3 separate regions of the Homo sapiens genome follow, and regions 2 and 3 are each linked to region 1. A link is an interaction called in ENCODE POLR2A ChIA-PET data of the cell type or tissue named here. Cell type or tissue: MCF 10A. All regions are shown on one strand. Each heading gives the region's core, and the rest is flanking DNA. Links, peaks and the distances in the headings are about the cores only.

The links. Peaks named below come from ENCODE experiments on the same cell type or tissue, not always from the same donor. Only the 100,000 strongest peaks of a DNase experiment are listed, where the experiment ranks them.
Region 2: POLR2A ChIA-PET joins it to region 1 with 5 read pairs; 3 of 35 experiments call an interaction of 5 or more read pairs at or near these places.
Region 3: POLR2A ChIA-PET joins it to region 1 with 5 read pairs; 2 of 35 experiments call an interaction of 5 or more read pairs at or near these places.

Annotation. Positions count from the first base shown.
Region 1 is chr20:50,428,216-50,434,245 of GRCh38, forward strand. It overlaps the pseudogene RN7SL636P. Among named protein-coding and RNA genes, the nearest start is that of PTPN1, 79 kb to the right of the region's middle. In MCF 10A, for the core only: no CTCF peak of the experiment used is centred there; DNase peaks (open chromatin) are centred at 1,306 and 2,666.
Region 2 is chr20:50,219,375-50,225,404 of GRCh38, forward strand. No RefSeq gene overlaps it. Among named protein-coding and RNA genes, the nearest start is that of CEBPB-AS1, 30 kb to the left of the region's middle. RefSeq lists enhancers at 4,823-5,323, 5,324-5,824. In MCF 10A, for the core only: no CTCF peak of the experiment used is centred there; a DNase peak (open chromatin) is centred at 2,297.
Region 3 is chr20:50,758,523-50,764,552 of GRCh38, forward strand. No RefSeq gene overlaps it. Among named protein-coding and RNA genes, the nearest start is that of PARD6B, 30 kb to the left of the region's middle. In MCF 10A, for the core only: no CTCF peak of the experiment used is centred there; DNase peaks (open chromatin) are centred at 3,349, 4,179 and 4,519.

The DNA of each region.
Region 1 (6,030 bases), core at 524-5,523:
GATGACCTAAAGGGTGTGGATTTCAAGGGCAGAAGAAAACTTATCAGTCCTCACGGTGCATGAAATTCCAGCATGCTCCTCTAAAGGGGACCCTTGAAACAAATAAATTTCAATGGATGATACTCAAAGGATGTGTGGGAAGAGCGTGGCTAGAGAAGGCTGGCTTTGAGCACTTAAATGTTGCCTGGCACTTTACACACATTGTCTTATTTCCTTACTCTCTTTGTGACCTTGAGGAACCACTTAACTATGCTGTGCCTTAGTTTCCCTATCTGTGAAATGGAATGTGGTTGAGACTGTTAGTTGTCCCTAAGTATCTTCCCCTAGTTCCATAGTAATGAACTTGTAGCTGAGCATAGGACTGTCTCAATAAAAAGTACATTTCCCAGCCTCCCTTGCAGTCAGATGTACCCATGTGACCAAGTTCTGGCCAACGGGATGTGACTGTAAGCTATGTGGCTGATTTCCAGGTTGTACTTTATTTTATTTTATTTTATTTTATTAGTTAATTAATTTATTTATTTTTGAGAGGGAGTCTTGCTCTGTCACCAGGCTGGAGTGCAGTGGCACAATCTCGGCTCAGTGCGACCTCCACCTCCTGGGTTCAAGTGATTCTCCTGCCTCAGCCTCCCAAGTAGCTGGGATTATAGGCACACACCACCATACCCAGCTAATTTTTATATTTTTAGTAGAGACGGGGGGGTTCACCTGACTAGGATGGTCTCGATCTCCTGACCTCATGATCCCCCCACCTGAGCCTGCCAAAGTGCTGAGATTACAGGCATGAGCCACTGCACCCAGCCTGTACTTTATTTTTTTAATTATTAATTTTAATTTTTTTAGAGATGAGGTCTTGCTATGTTACTCAGGCTGGTCTCGAACTCCTGGCCTTAAGTGACCCTCCCACCTTGGCCTAGAGTTACAGAGGTGAACCACCATGCCCAGCCAGGCTGTATTTTTTTTTTTTTTTTTTTAGAGACAGGGTCTCACTTTGTTGCCCAGGCTGGAGTGTTCTGGCTATTTACGGGAGTGATTCCACTACTGGATCAGCACGGGAGTTTTGACCTTTCCGATCTGGGCCATTTCAGCCCTCCTTAGGCAACCTGGTGGTTCCCCTCTCCCAGGGAGATCACCATGTTGATACTGAGCTTAGTGTAGGCACCCGATTGACACAGCGCACTACAACCCAGAACTCTTGGACTCAAGTGATTCTCCCGCCTCAGCCTCCCGAGTAGCTGGGACTTCTGGCTCACACCACTGTGCCCAGCCTAGGTTGTACCTTAAAGGGAAAGGGTATGCCATTCCCCCTTTCCTTTTCCCACTGGCTGGAATGTGGAATGTGACACCCTAAGGAGGGGAAAATAGCAAGTTAGCAGCCCGGGCATGGGCAGTGGGTGTCTGCACTGTCAGCCCCAGCCTAACACACTGGGTGTGAAGCCTCAATGTGTTGAGACATGTAAATCACTTACCACGGGGCTTGGAACAAAGTTGGCATTCTGAAATTGTGAGCTGTTTTATTATTACCATCAACGTTATGATTATAATCATCACTCCAAATGGGCCTGTGCAAGAAGGCCTCTTAAGGCCCATTTTTCAGATGAGAAAATGGAGCTCAGAGAGGTTAAGCCCCTGCCCAAATGATCCCAGGGGGAGGGTAGCAGAACCAGATCTGCCAATCTGGGGAAGGAGTAAAGAGAAGCAGTAGAGGGTGGAAGGGGGAGCAGTCCCAAGTCCCCATGCCAGCCCCATGCAAGTCCCCATGCCAGCCCATACCAGCCCTGTCTGGTTGGTTTAAGGGGTTTTCTTCAGCGGGTCTAGTGCAGTGGGTCTTAACCAGGGACACTTTTGTACCCTGGGCGACATTTGACAATGCCCGGAGGCATTTTTTTTTCTTTTTGCTTTTTCTTTTTTTTTTTTTGAGACAGGGTCCCGTTGTCTCCCAGGCTGGAGTGTAGTGGGCGATCTCGGCTTACTGCAACCTCCACCTCCTGGGTTCAAGCGATTCTCGTGCCTTAGCCTCCTGAGTAGCTGGGATTACAGGCGCCCGCCACCACGCCCAGCTAATTTTTGTATTTTTAGTAGAGACAGGGTTTCACCATGTTGGCTAGGCTAGTCTCAAACTCCTGACCTCAAGCGATCCGCCCACCTCGGCCTCCCAAAGTGCTGGGATTACAGGCGTGAGCCACCGTGCCCAGCCCTGCATTTTCAATCACCGCGACTGGGAGAGGAAGCCAACCGCCGGCCCTAGTGGGTGGCAGCCAGGAATGCTGCTCGGTACCCTACAGCGCACAACACGGCCCTTGCCAGAAAGAATCAACAGGGCTGTGGGCGAGGAGCCCTGGTCTCACGAGAGGTTGCCCACCCCTCACCTGGTGCCCCAGGAGGTGGGAGGCTTCGCGGGCTCCAGGTCTTGGGCAGGATTCTCTGATTTCTTCCCCTGGAAGGCGTCTCTCTGCCCTCACCGCATCTTCCTATCACTCGCCCTCTCTGTCCACACAGGCCCATTTGTGGGGCAAGGGATTTTCATCAAGAGGAATCTCTAACCTCAGCCCATCCCTGCAACTCACCCCTGCCGCCTGCCCCGCTCCCGAGGCCGGGAACAAGCCCCAACAGTTCAGCCTTCCTCCCCACCCACCCGTTGCCAGCAAGGCCAGTTTCCGGGTGGTGGGTGGAGGGCATGGTGCCATCTGAATACGGTCCAGTTCTCCCCGGTGGGGGAGGGAGAGAAGGGTTTTGCTCCTGGAATGCAGGGCCCACACCATCAGAGCTGCCCATCTGTCTGTCTATCCGTCCATGTGAGACAAGAGCGGGGACTGTTGAGGGAACTACTTCCAAATTTCTCCTCCCTCAATTCCCAGGAGGTGGTGAGCCCCAGCCTTCTAGGATGGCAGGCCAGGCTTCCAGAACCTTCCATCTCAGCCACACAAAACCAAGAGACTGAAGCGAAAGGTAACCCCCTGAGGAACTCCCGGGATTTGTGAAAAATTCAAGAGGGAGTGGCGCCTGGGCCTGATCCGCATCCAGAGGCTGTTCTGTTGGTGAGCAGTGGCTCATTTACTGAAGTACAGACTGCACCCTGTGGCCGCGGCAGCCACGCCCCTCTGCACCCACCAGTCCTGTTCACTGGCCTAGGCTTCAGGCCGCCAGCACCTCCATCTTTTTGCCAAGGGCTTTCTCTGGCCACCACACCCCACTGAGCCCATGCAGGACAAGCGGAGTACCTGAGAGATCATGCCCCTGGCAGCTGCCCTTAACCAACCACTGACAGGAGGTGATGGAGGAAGACGCCGGTTTCCTTGCCCCTTGGTGGAAATAGCCTGGAGGCATGTTTACACTGGCTCCCAGAGTTCCCCAGTGGAATCGAGCCCCAGTTGCCCAGACCAGTAACTTGCTCAAAAATGTCCCCTGTGTGTGTCTTCTCATCTGTGTCTCATGTCCCCACTCCCTTACTCCCTTACTTCCTAAGACTACCACCCAAACAAATCACTTGAATCCTTGCCTCGGTGTCTGCTTCTGGGGGCACCCAGCCTAAGACCAACACAGTCTAAGAGGCAGACACAGATATTTGCAGATCAGGATGAATGTGGCTGCCCCCTCTAGCAACTCACAATCAGATGGAAAGCCCAACACCACTCAGTCACACAGACGCAGAATTGCAAATGGGGAGAAGGCTGAGACTGTGAAGCAACAGAGAACCTTGTTGTTAAAACCCTCCAATGGGCTGAGCATGACGGCTCACGCCTGTAATCCCAGCACTTTGGGAGGCCAGGGTGGGCGGATCACCTGAGGTCAGGAGTTTGAGACCAGCCTGGCCAACATGGTGAAACCCCATCTCTACTTAAAATACAAAAATTAGCCGGGTGTGGTGGTGCACACCTGTAGTCCCAGCTACTCAGGAGGCTGAGGTAGGAGAATCGCTTGAACCTGGGAGGCAGAGGTTGCAGTGAGCTGAGATCGTGCCACTATACTCCAGCCTGGGTGACAGAGCAAGACTCCATCTCAAACAAACAAACAAATAAATAAAACCCTTCAGGCAGGGCATGGTGACTTATGCCTGTAATCCCAGCACTTTGGGAGACCTGAGGTCAGGAGTTCGGGACCTGCCTGGCCAACATGGTGAAACCCTGTCTCTACTAAAAATACAAAAATTAGCCAGGCGTGGTGACATGTGCCTGTAATCCCAGCTACTCAGGAGGCTGAGGCAGGAGAATCACTTGAACCTGGGAGGCAGAGGTTTCAGTGAGTCGAGATCGTGCCACTGCACTCCAGCCTGGGCAACAGAGTGAGACTCTGTCTCAAAAAATAAATAAATAAATAAATAAATAAATAAATAAAAATAAATTTTTAAAAACTCTCCATAGGCCACCCTCCCCTCCCAGGCCAAAATTCAGGTCCTCTAGGTCCTGAACCATCTGCCACCCCTTCCCTTTCCTGTGCTCACCTCTCCCCATCCTGCTCCAGCCATAATGGGCTGCTGGCTGTTTCTCAGTTGTGCTGTACGTGTTCCTGCTTCAGGACCTTTGCACTTGCTATTCCCTCTCCTCAGATGCTTTTCCCTAGATCTCCCCATGGCCGGCTCCTCCTTCTAGTTCAAATCTTGGTTCACATGTCACCTCCTCATGGGGTCACCTCAGCACCCATCCCCCACCACCTCCCACCAGTCACTTTCTAACCATGTCACCCTGGTATATTGACTTCATAGCCCATATCACAGCCGGAAGTTATATTGCTTACTTATGTGTTGAATGATCCCCAAAGATGGGCTCTGTGAATATGAGCAGAGGCTGTGTCCCCGGTGCCTGGAACAAAACCTGGAACAGAGTAGGAGCCCTATGGCTGTTTGCTGGAGAAGTCATTCAATGTTTAAGTGATGAGAGGGAAAATGAATGAATGAATCATAGAAAGACATTTAACAGGGGGACCCAACCTTGTCTGGAAAATCAGGGAAGGCTTCCCTGAGGAGGTGACATGGAGCTGAGATATGAATGGAGATGGGGTATTAACTGAGCCAAAGGGACAGGAAGAGCTACTCAGGCAGAGGGAAGAGCACATGGAAATGTCCAGAGGATCCCAGAGGACACACCAGGACTGTGCAGGGGACAAGCCAGCTGTAGCCGAAGGTTTTCCTTAATATTTTTGAACCTATTATGTGTCCAGCTCACGGATACATGGAGAACAAAGCAGGCAAGTTGCTGTGCCCCTGGAGCTCCCAATCTGGTGGGGAGGACAGACACTCACCAAAGAGTGGGCCAACATTTAGTCCCAAAGTTTCAGTTGCCCTTGCACAGCCTCCTCTTACAGTACACTGTTGATGCTTGCTTTCCAGAATACGCCACTGAGATGCTGTGTAGAAACACACTTGGCATGAACACACACACACATACACATACACAATAAGTGAAGAATTCCCTGGATTTCCCACCAAAAGAGATCAGAAAAGACATTCAGAGTAGCTCCTTTTTGTTGTTAATAATTTAATTAATCACCCTCTACCAATGTGATCACCATTAGCACAGAGCTATAATTTCCTGAGTTCAAGAAAGAAGGGAGCAGCTATGCCAATTGTATGACAATGTGTCCTCCCATAGAAAATTTAACCGCCACCACCCCGCCGCCACCACTAGTCTGACAACAGCCAAAGCCAGGCCCAGTCACCTAGTGGGTTCTATATGAAGTGCTGGGATGGAGCCAGGTTTTATCTCTCGGCCTCCCAGTTCCGGGCTCGTGTTTTGTCCCTCCCAGCAGTCAGAAAAAGGCTCCAGCTGGACGCTCAAGCCTCCCCTCCCCTCCCCTGCAGGGCCACAGTAGAATTGGTCCCACTCCATTTGCATTTCCTACCGGGCTCCTAAAGCCTTTTGAGTTTTTGACCCCAGGATGTCATGGCAGGAGGGTCACAGTTAGATACCTGTCAGGGAATTCTTCATTTGTGTGTGTGTGTGTGTGTGTGTGTGTGTGTGTGTGTGCTGAGACAGCGTTTCTCCATGTTGGCCAGGCTGGTCTCGAACTCCTGACCTCAGGTGATCCACCCGC
Region 2 (6,030 bases), core at 306-5,305, 210 kb before region 1:
CCCCGGGGGATCAGGCCAAGTGAGACTCAGCGGAGGCCATATCCTGGCTTAGCTCCCACCTTGCCCTGTCCTGCTTCTCGCACCCTTCTCCCAAAAGCATGTCCTCAGTGAATCACGTGCATGCCAGTCCCCAAGTCAGGCTCCTCTTCTGGGCAACCTGACCTAAGATGCCTTCCCTGCCCTCCCTGTCCCCCTTTCTGGTCTCTTCTCCATGGATCTCTCCTTGCAGCCCTGACTATGGCTGTGTTTTTACACTTGCTTGGATGATTATTTGATTGAAATCTGTCCCCCACCCCAGAATGTAAGGCAGGGATCATGTTCCTTCTGTGTTCCCAGCGCCCATCGTGGGCTTGGCACATAGTAGGTGCTCAATCCATATTTGTTGAATGACTGAATGAATCATAGCTGGGTGAGTCAGAGCTGGGCACTATCAAGGCCCCAGTTTCTTCCTATCTCATGGTTCTGCCGTCTCCACTCAGCCCAGCTCCTCATGGTGCCACGATGGCTGCCAAAGCTCCTGCCATCTCTTCCTCATACAGCCAAGCAGGAAAGGCCCTCACATGTCCTGTTAAGAATGAAGAAACCATTCCCAGAAGCCCCTTGGCAGACTTCCCCATCTCACTGGCCACAGATGCATTCCATGTCCAGCCTCTGCCAATTGCTGCAAGTGGGGAAGGGGACCTAATCAGCATCTGTGCCTCGAATGTCGTGGGTGGAGTCCACCCACACCCACTGAGCGGGGATCTGGCTGCCTACGAGCGCAGACCCCTGAACTTGGGTCATTTTGACTATTCCTAGGGCTGTGGGTCCCCCACCTGTCCTTCCTCCCTGGGGAGCCCTTGGGTGGTGGAGGTGAGAAGGGGGCGGTGCTGGGTGAGGGTTTCAAGCAAATGAGGCGGCCAGACACCTTCACCTCAGTAAACATTTACAGAGCCAGGAATGCAGAGGAGGTGGTGAGCCCAGCAGATGAGTGTGTGGGGAAGACACCACCTAGGCCAGAGGTACAGATAGTGAGACAGGGAGACATGGGGGTGAGATGGAGAGACACAGAGAGACACCCTGAAAGAACTGATGTGAGAGACACAGAGGGAAAGAGAGAGGCTGAGAAATAAAGAGGGGAGAGACCCAGAGACAGAGGCTTTGCCGGGCAAGCTTTTGCATCAGGCCTGGAGCAGGCAGAGGCCCTCTTCCAGTGGGCGTGGTGACCGCACCTCGTTCTCTTTGGCTGAAAGTCCCAGGCAAGCCCCTTTTCCAGACTGGGCCTTGGATCCTCCTGTGTCAAATGGAGCTGTGTCCACACACTGGGCCTAACATGGACCTGTGGCCTCCTGTGACCCAGAAACAGCCTTGTGTGGTGGAAGGGAATTGTCACCCCCAGTGGAAGGGGGAGGCAGTGCCCAGGGGCATGGCGAGAGGGTGGAAGGGGGATCTGGACCACGGAGTGCATGTTTCTAAAGCCTGTGTCCTGTCTGTGCCCCACAGGGCCAGTGTGGGGCCAGGAGGGGTGAGGGTGGGGCATGGGGGTACCCTTAGGGGTGGTGCTGGCCGCCAGCTCTGTGTGCCAGTGACGAGTGTTCTGGTCATAAGAATGGCTGCTGGGTTTGAATGCTCCCCAGGTGCCAGGCACCAACCCCACCAGGGTGGTGCTGCTTAATTTCTATTTAGTTTGGACTTCCCATTTACAAACGAGGAAACTACATCTCAGCGTGGCAGCGACTTCCTAACAACGGGGTGTAGGCTTTGGGGTCGGAAAGGTCTGGGTCCGAGTCCCCGCTCCATCCCTGACAGGCTGGGGGACCTAGGCAGTCATTTCCTCCTCCTAAGCATCAGTTTCCCCATTTGTAAAGTGGGGAAATAAGTTTAAGGGTGACATGGGGATCGGATGAGGTGCTGCCAGAGGGTTCTTAGCACAGGGCCGGGTACACAGGAAGCACTGGATGAACGTTAACCGGGCCATTGGATACAAGCTTTTAAGTAATTTAAAATAATTCCTTTAATGGCTCTCCTTATTTTTTTTATTTTTTTTTTAAGGGAAAGAGCTGAGGTCCAGGGAGGGGAAGGGACTTGCCCAAAGTCATTGGCCAGGTGGAGGGTCTGAGGTTTGAACCCTGTGGGCCCTGAGGCCCTCTATACCACCCACGATGGCTCAGGCCTGGATGGCCTGTTTGCGACTCAATCCTCATGGGTTGAGAAGATGCCCATAGCCTGGCCTGATAGCCCTCTGGCCTGACATCAGCTACAACCACCAGTTGGGGCAGTTGCAAAATCCCTCACCCTTTGCCTGTCGATAAAGGGTGCCCATTGCAAAACTCAGCGGAGAAATTATTAAGGGTTGTGTCATCCTGTGGCCAGGCCCTGGGTGCCTCTTTCCTGCCCGGAAGCCTGGGTAGGGCCGACTGCTCACTCTCTCCCTCCATGGCCCTGACCCGAGAGAGAATGGGGTGGGGGTCAGCAGGGAGCTTGCAGGGAATGCGGACGACAGACCCCAGCACTGGGGCCGTCATAGTCCCTGATTCTTAGGAAATGGCAGCTCCATCCTTCTGGGTGCTCAGGCCCAAACCTCGGGTTGTCCCTTCATTTCCTCTCTTGCCCTGCATTCGATAACTGGCCAGGAAATCCTGTCAGCGCCACCTTTAAAACATCCAGAACCTGCGTAGGTTTTCCCCTCCGCTTCCACAGCTGAATTCAAGGCCACCATTCTCTCTCCTGCAGTAGCCTCCTTGCTGCTTTCACTGCTGTCATCGTCACGCCCCACTTCCCCCGTGCAGCCAAAGGGATGCTGTTAGAACCCCACTCAGATCCCATCTTTCCTCTGTTTAGAACCTTCCTTGGCTCCAGCTGCAGAGCAAAACCTGAGGTCTTTCCCAGGATCACAGGGCCCTGTCTGATCTGGCCCCCATGGCCTTTCTGACCTCATCCTCCCTCCTTTCTTACTTGCTCACTCACTCCAGCCACACCGGGCCCCTTGCTATTCCTCCAACACACTGGGCATGACCTAACTAGGGCCTTTGCACTTGCTGTTCCTGCTGCCTGGAATGCAGTTCCTTCAGCTCTTTCCCCCAGCTGGATGTGCCACTTTATTCAGATCTCATCGCAATGTCACCTCCTCAGGGAAGCCTTCCCCGGCTACCTGCTGAACTGTCACCTCCACCATCACTCCAGCCCTTTCATCTTTCTTCCCTACTTGCCATCATGTTATACATCTGTTATTTGTTTGGTCAATGCCTGTCTATCTCTTTAGTATGTCACCTTCCACACTGCAGGGACTGCTGTCTGTGGTGATCACGATGCTTTCTGAGCACTCAGCACAGGGCCCCGCACACAGTAGGGGCTCCACAGAGATTTGTTCAATCAGTGAATGGGCGCGCAGGAGGGGTGGCTGTTGGCCCAGATGATGCTTCAGCAAACATCACAAGTGTCCTTTCTCTGGCTGATGGCTCGAGGCTGGTGCCCAGAACAGGCTGCTGTGGAGACGGCTTCCCTGACCACCCTGTCAAGTAGCTCCGACTGCCCAACCCACACCCATGCTCTCCAGTCCCCTCGCCCCACACTTCCCACAGTCTCAACTTGTTTTGCTTCTGTATTTTTCATGGGCCCCTCCTCCCCCGAGAATGGAGCTCTCTGAGAACAGGGTGTCCTCTGTTGGCCCCACTGTCATCCCCCTGAGTGTCCAGTGCAGGACCCGGCACCCCATGGGAAGTGTTTCATGGCAGGTTGATCAGGGTTTGCATCGGATGCCCCATCTGCCGGGCTAGTTCTGGCTGGGAGGGTGTTAGGAGGAGATGCTGTGCTCGGACCTGCGAAGTCACGGGGGAGATGGGGACCCACTTGGGCCTTAATTATAACACATCCCATAATGATATGGTGTTATAATACGCACACAAAGTGTCCTAATCTGATATTATATCTGGGTTTTGTACAATAGATACAATCGGCTGGCTGCAGTTTGCTAATTCATTCTCGACCTATCTCCACGCTCCACCTAGATGACTATCGGCTTCCTTAATTAAGTGGAAGGCAAGCTCTGCAGGCGATGCTTGCAGTCCCAGCACCGACGAGTCCGGCCTGGCCCTCCCATAAGCTGGGATAATAGCTACTCCCACATGGGGCGAGGCTGGTTCTGCCTTCTTCATCCCAACCTCCTGTCCCAGTCTTGGGCGTGACAGGCCTGCTCCAAGGCCTGGTAAGCCACAAACGCCAACCACCAAGGGCTCAAACCGGCGGCCTGTGGGCCGGGCCGGCCTCGAGATGTGTTGGGTTTGGCCTGCATGGTGCTTTTGCTGCAAGTTAAAATGAGTTGCCAACTATGAAAAATCAGAATGTCGTACACAAACATCCAGATTCCCGGCTTCTCTTGGGAAATGGGAAGATGCAGGGACTCGGGTTCATAGTCCTGGGTGCTGGGGCTGGGGAGTGGCTGTCCCCTCTAGACAGGACATGACCACAGTTGTCTCCTGCCAGTTTCACTTTTATGTCCCTGCCCGATCTTGTAGGCAGTTGAGTTTGCAATCCCTGCTCTGGGCTTTAACAATCAGTTACCCCTTGGCAAGATGGGACAGTGAGGCTCAGAAGAGGCAAGTGACAATGGTCATTGCACAGCGAGCTGGAACTCAGGTCACAATCATTCAACAGGTCTTTATTGAGCTCCCACTGTGTACTAAGCCCTGGAGACAAAGACCACAACAGATATAGTTCTTGCCTTCTGGGGGGTGACAGTCTGTTGTTCCACAGGCATACCATCCACCCTTATTGCTGGAGGCAATAGGATCTGTTAGAGACAGGTCCTTTATGATCCCTCAGAGTAGGTGGAAGCAGATTCCCCATAGCTTCTGGGCCCCATCCAGGCCAGAGAATGGACTCTGAAAGGTGCAAGGGGAGTGGAAGCAGCCATCTTGGAAGGAAGCTCTTGGCAAGTGTTCTTACTAGAGGGGGATGTCCCTAATCTCCTACCTGGGCTCCCAGAGAGCAGGAAGGATGAGCAAGGTGGGCTCAGAGGGGTCGCAGGTGGGGGTGGTGGGGGACAGGAGGGGAACAGAGAAGGCACAGTGGCATCAGCTAGACAGAGCATGGGGACTTTCCCATCCTGGTTGAACCAAGGGTGAATCAATTAGGTCCTTCTAAGACAAGAAGTGGAGGGCAAGATGCTGAAATACCCAAGCTGCCCACCTACTAGTCCAGGAGAAAGGGCTTTGCTCAGCCAGTCTGGGAGGAAGTGTTTGTCCTCTTGCCTCCCACTCCACTGCACCACCCCTGGCCCGGAGGAGAAAGTGCAGCCTGGAACCTCTGTCCCCAGTGCCTCAATGCTGGACCCAGCTTGGGCCATTGCAGACCAGCTGGCCTTCCAGGAGCCACATCTGAAGAGCATCAAGCAGCCCACATGCTCCGTGGCCAGCTCCCCACTGACGCGGGGGGATGAATAACAGTCCCAGCCATCATGTGCATTTGCTAAAAATAAACTGACATACTTTTTGCATTGGGAAACAATGTGGATTCCAAACATTCTCAAAGGGCAGAGAGGGGAAAAAAGGAAGAATGGAAATCAAGTTTTCGAGCTTAGCAATTAATTAGTGCCTGTAAACAAATGACTCATGATCTTTCCTGACTATTTTTCTTTCCATTTTGCGTGGATTTTCGCAGGGACTCAGGGAAGAATGCCAAATGAGCCAAGCTGATAGGCAAGACAGGACCCAGATGGGACTGTCTTGAGGGGGCGTTGTCCAGTTGGAGAGTGTGAGGAAGAGCATCAGGTGGAAGAACAACATGTGCGATGGCTATGAGGACTAAAAGATCTTGGCATGTCCAAGGAACACTGAGGAGGCCCATGTGGCTGGAGTAGAATGGGTGAAGGGGTGAGGTCAGATAGATCCACGGGACTTGGAACATACAGACCCTTAGTGGTGTATTAAGGCATTTATATTTGATCTAGAAGACAGTGGGAGCCATGAGAGGGTTTTAAACCAGGAAAGAACATCATCTGATTTATATAATGGTGTCATGTAAAAAACAGATGATCAGGCCAGACACAGTGGC
Region 3 (6,030 bases), core at 747-5,746, 330 kb after region 1:
TTTTCCTTTTGAAGAAACAATAGAAAATGGTGACCTGGCACCAGTATTCTCGAATGTCCTTTGCTTAACCACATTTCTGAACTCAGTAATGACTTTCTCTGGCATTGGTCTGAATGAAAAGAAAGCACCCAAATGATACCTAAATCTGTGACTAATGGGGCTGGTCAGTAGTCAGAGTGTTCAGAGTGGGAGGATGTTGCCTTGGGATTCTTTGGCTTGTGAATACACCTAACTCCAATTGACGTCTAACTTAGATTCAAAGGAATGGATTGGCTCGTGTAACTGAAAAATCAGGGCTAAGATTTCAGCACAGATCGGACACAGTGCCATCTGATAGAATTTTCTGCTTTGTCCAGAGGGGAGTCACTAGCCCCCATGTGGCTGCTGCATACTTGAGGTGTGGCTAGTGCAACTGAGAAACTGGATTTCAAATTACATGTCATTTTAATTAATTTAAATGTTAATAGCCACATGTAGACAGTGGCTACTGTATTATTTTACAGCACAAACTGGAATCCCTCTCCATTTCTTGCTTTTGTTTTCCCCTGTTACCTTTTTTCCCTTAGGCCAAGTCCCTCCTTATGGTGGCAAAGATGGCCTCCAGCAACCCTGGCAACATTCCGTCACATTACCAACCACCTGGCAGGGAGCCTGTCTTCCCCCATGGTGACAGCCAAAGCCCAGAGACCACCCTCACTGACCCTGTCTCAGTCATGTGCCCATCCCTAACCCAATCCCTATAACTCCTAATTGTCCTAGTCTGGGTCATGGGCCCAATTCTGGACCTATTGAGGGAGGGATGGTCCCCTAAAGAAAAATCAGGGATCAGCCAGGTGCAGTGGCTCACGCTTATAATCCCGGCACTTTGGGAGGCTGAGGCAGGTGGATCACCTGAGGTCAGGGGTTTGAGACCAGCCTGGCCAATATGGTGAAATCCTGTCTCTACTAAAAATACAAAAATTAGTCAGGCATGGTGGCGGACGCCTGTAATCCGAACTACTTGGGATGCTGAGGGAGGAGAATCGTTTGAACCCGGGAGGCAGAGTTTGCAGTGAGCCGAGATTGCAGCACTGCCCTACAGCCTGGGCAACAAGAGCAAAACTCCATCTCAAAAAAAAAAAAAAAAAAAAATCAGGGATCAGGGTTCTGTTACCACAAGAAAGAGGAAGAACTACAGGGGAGGGAACACAGTGGGTATCACTTGCAGCTTTTTTTCTTTTTTCTTCGCTCTGTTACCAGGCTGAAGTATAGTGGTGCAATCATAACTCACTGCAGCCTCAAACTCCTGGGCTCAAGCAATCCTCCCACCTCAGCCTCCTGAGTATCTGGGACTATGGATGCGTGCCGCCACACTCAGCTAATATTTTTCGGAGAGACAGGGTCTCACTATGTTGCCTGGGCTAGTCTCGAACTCCTGGCCTCAAGCAATGCTCCTGCTGCCTTGTAGATTTAGAGTATTTGGGAACACATTTTTTATAAAATGTCCTGCACAAAGTAAATTGGGGACAGAGAGCAGTGCTCTATCAAAGGAAAATGGTGGAAATTAAATACAGAGACCAGTGGCAGTGTTCTACCTTTAAAGGAAAAACTTAAAACTCCTGACAGCGACTATACTAGGACTTCTGTTTTCAAGTGTTATTGCTTATTTTGATTCTATTTTAAATACATCTGCTGAGATGGGCAGATCACTTGAGCCCAGGAGTTTGAGCAACATAGCAAGACCTCATCTCTACAAAAAATTTCTTAAATTAGCCAGGCATGGTGGTGCACACCTGTAGTCCCAGCTACTCAGGAGGCTGACTGAGACAGGAGGATTGCTTGAGCCTTGGAGTTTGAGGCTGCAGTGAGCTATGATCATGCCACTGCAATCCAGCCTGGGCCAGAGCAAGATTTGTCTCTAAAAAACAGAAAAGAAAAGAAAAGAAAAAAATATATATATATGAAATAAATCTGACATAAATTGAATATATAAAGAATATATAAATGCAATATAAACTTCAATCTGAAATGGCAGTTTCAAATCCTATTACTTTCAAAGTATAGAAATGATAGGACCATGGGTCTCAGAGAGGAGGTTGCAAATTCAAATGCCCAAAGGGCCAGAGTGGGGCAGGGCAGGTGGGGCTGGTAAACAGGAGATGCCCGCCCCCAGCAAGGCAGGGGCCACCACATTCGATGGTTGTCATTTGGGTATGTGTGGGCCCAGTGTTGTCAGCTCTTATAACTTTTTTTTTTTTTTTTTTGAGACTGAGTTTTGCTCTTGTTGCCCAGGCTGGAGTGCAATGGCACAATCTTGGCTCACCGCAACCTCTGCCTCCCAGCTTCAAGCGATTCTCCTGCCTCAGCCTCCCAAGTAGCTGGGATTACAGGCATCTGCAACCATGCCCGGCTAATTTTTTGTATTTTTAGTAGAGATGGAATTTCACCATGTTGGCCAGGCTGGTCTTGAACTCCTGACCTGAGGTGATCCACCTGCCTCAGCCTACCAAAGTGCTGGGATTACAGGCGTGAGCCACCACGCCCGGCCCTGCTTATCCAGATTTTCATAAGAAATGTCCTTTTTTTTTTTTTTTTTTTTTTTTGAGACGGAGTCTCGTTCTTCTGCCCTGGCTGGAGTGCAGTGGCAAGATCTTGGGCTCACTGCAACCTCTGCCTCCTGGGTTCAAGCACTTCTCCTGCCTCAGCCTCCCGAGTAGCTGGGACTACAGGCACGTGCCACCACGCCCAGCTAATTTTTGTATTTTTAGTAGAGACGGGCTTTCACCATGTTGGCCAGGATGGTCTCAATCTCTTGATCTCGTGATCCGTCCACCTCGGCCTCCCAAAGTGCTGGGATTACAGGCATGAGCCACCGCTCCTGGCCGAGAATCCCCCTTCCTAAATTGGTAAAATCTGATTCATCAGAATTGCAATTTTGATCAAAGCCAGTAACTCCTCACACAAATCCTTCTATGTGTGCAGAAAGTGAGCGTCTGAAAACTCCAGGCGGAGTTTTTGCGCTAGGTTATCTACCAGAAGAAAGGACAAGAAAGGCTAGAATTTGACTAATGGTTCCACCCCCCAGATTGTATCAGCACAGCATTCCTCTTTCACTCAGTCTCTTAGCAATGCTTGCAACTACAAGGAAACAGCATTCATACCATTGTTTCTAAGACCTGAAGCAGGTTACATTCAAACCCAGCACTGTTCTTATAGAACATAAGAGTTTTGTTCCCAGGCTGCTTCTCTGCCAGCATGTGATACCCTTCAATAAATGGTAGGTAAGTTGCATATCAGGTTTTCTCCTGCATTCCCAGAGGGCTTCAGCTGCTGTCTCAGGTATGAACCCAAAATGACTCAGGCAAAAATGTGTATGCTTAGTGACTCAGAAACTAAATCATTAACTTGGTAAGTACATGCACGGGTAAGGAGGAATTCAAGGAGAGACTTAGAACATAGGCCTTCCAGTAATGCCACTGATGATGACTGCCTGAGTACAGCAACGCTGAACGGTGTCACTTCTCAGGTGGACCAGTGACGAACCCTAGAATCACCAAGAATCTCAAATCAGTCATTCTCAGGAGCAACAATCCACATAGGGTAATTTACAAAGAATGCTGATTTCAATTGTTTGAATCCTTACCTGGTGAAACAAGAAAATGTGGAAAAAGCTCCTTGACTTTAAAAATACACACCCACACACTTTTTTTTTTTTAAAGGGACAAGGGCTTGCCGTCTCCCACACAGGCTCGTGGGCGGTGGTGCGATCATGGCTCACTGCAACCTCGAACTCAAGGATTCTGGCAATCCTCCCACCTCAGCTTCCCAAGTAGCTGGGACTACAGGCATGAGCCATCACACCCGGCTAATTTTCTTTTTTTCTTTTCTTCCCCTCACCCCAATTTTTTTTTTTTTTTTTTTGAGATAAGGTCCTGCTCTGTCGCCCAGGCTGGAGTGCAGTGGTGTGATTATGGCTCACTGCAGCCTCAAACTCCTGAGTCCAAGTGACCTCACACCTTAGCCTCCTGAGTAGCTGGGACTACAGGTATGTGTCACCACGCCTGGCTAATTTTTGTATTTTTTGTAAAGGTGAGGTTTCACTATGTTGCCCAGTCTGGTCTCAAACTCCTGGGCTCAAGCAATCTGCCTGGCTCAGCCTCCCAAAAGTGCTGGGATTACAGGCGTGAGTCACTGTGCCTGGCCTCCACATGACTTTCTACTAGTTGATTTTAAACTGGGCATATGCATTTACACACACACACACACACACACACACACACCTGATCTGCCTAGATGTGAAATTAAACTTCTAGAGCACACGCATATACACAACGCCAGACAATATGGGAACAGTGATTACAAACAAATCCCACTAGAAAATGACAAACTGTAATAATTTTTCAGTCCCCTTTTGAAGGCAAGAGGTTTATAAACCTCTGCAATTCAATTGCAACACATCAGGGTTCTTCTGGTGAGCTGGCCTCAGTGTCCTTCCTCCACCCCCAGGGTGCCTTGGCTCATGTTCACAGGGCCCATGCCCAGTAGGGCTGGCATGTGTTTCCAACAGCCGAGCAGACAGGGCCAGCAGAGAGGGAGAAAATAAACGGTAAAGGGAGACGCGCCAGGAGAGCAGGCAGAATGGCCGGGAAGCTGGCCAAACGGGAGAGGCTGAATGGGCGACATCAGCCCTTGACCAGGCCTCAGCTATCCCAGCTGTCCTTCACCACTCACTGTGTGGATACCAGGAGGATACAAGCCCCCTTTGCCTGGGCGTCACCAAGAATCCATAAACCACGCAGTTTATTTTTATTTTTATTTAATTTTATTTTTTTAGATAGTCTCACTCTGTCGCCCAGGCTGGAGTGCACTGGCGTGACCTTGGCTCATTGCAGCGTCCACCTCCTGGGCTCAAGTGATTCTCGCGCCTCAGTCTCCCAAGTAGCTGGGATTACAGGCACCTGCCACCACACCCGGCTAATTTTTGTATTTTTAGTAGAGATGGGGTTTCACCATGTTGGCCAGGCTGGTCTCAAACTCCTGTGCTCAAGCAATCCACTCACCTCAGCCTCCCAAAGTGCTGGAATTAGAGGCGTGAGCCACTGTGCCTGGCCTATTTTTATTTTTTGAAATAGTCTTGCTTTGTCACCCAGGCTGGGTGCAGCACAAATAACACGGCTCATTGCAGCCTCGACCTCCTGCGCTCAAGCGATCTTTCCTCCTCAGCCTACTGAGTAGCCGTGTGCCACAGGCATGTGCCACCCTGCCTGGCTAATTTTTTTTTTTTTTTTTGGAGATGGAGTCTTACTCTGTTGCCCAGGCTGGAATGCAGTGGCACTATCTCAGATCACTGCAACCTCCGCCTCTTAGGTTCAAGCAATTCTCTGTCTCAGCCTCCCGAGTAACTGGGATTACAGGCGCATGCCACCACGCCTGACTAATTTTTGTATTTTTAGTAGAGACGGGGTTTCGTCTTGTTGGTCAGGCTGGTTTTGAACTCCTGACCTCAGGTGATCCACCAGCCTTGGCCTCCCAAAGTGCTGGGATTACAGGTATGAGTCACCGTGCCCGGCCGCCTGGTTAATTTTTAAATTTTTTGTAGAGACCAGGTCTCACCATGTTGCCTATGCTGGTCTTGAACTCCTGCGCTCAAGCTTCCCAAAAGGCTAGGATTACAGGCTTAAGCCACGGTGCCTGCCCATGTGGTTTTTAGACCAGCAGGTTCTGTAGAGCAAAATGTTCATGATTTTGAAGGATGACAAACCTGACAGAGGAGGCAACGCCACCTTGACATTCCTCAGTCGTAGTGCCACAGTGGTCTCGTATTTCAAACCTGGTTAGAGTTTGTCCTCTTCAGGAGAGTTTGTGTGGCTGTTTTGCAGTGGAGGAGAGATGACAAAGCTGATAATGCTTATGGTGTGGGTATTTTCTTTTTCTTTCCTTATTTGCTTTGTGAAGACAAATAATGGTTAAGGATAGATAAAATTAACCGGGTGTGGTGGTGCATGCCTGTAATCCTAGCTACTCAAGAGGCTGAGGCAGGAGAATCGCTAG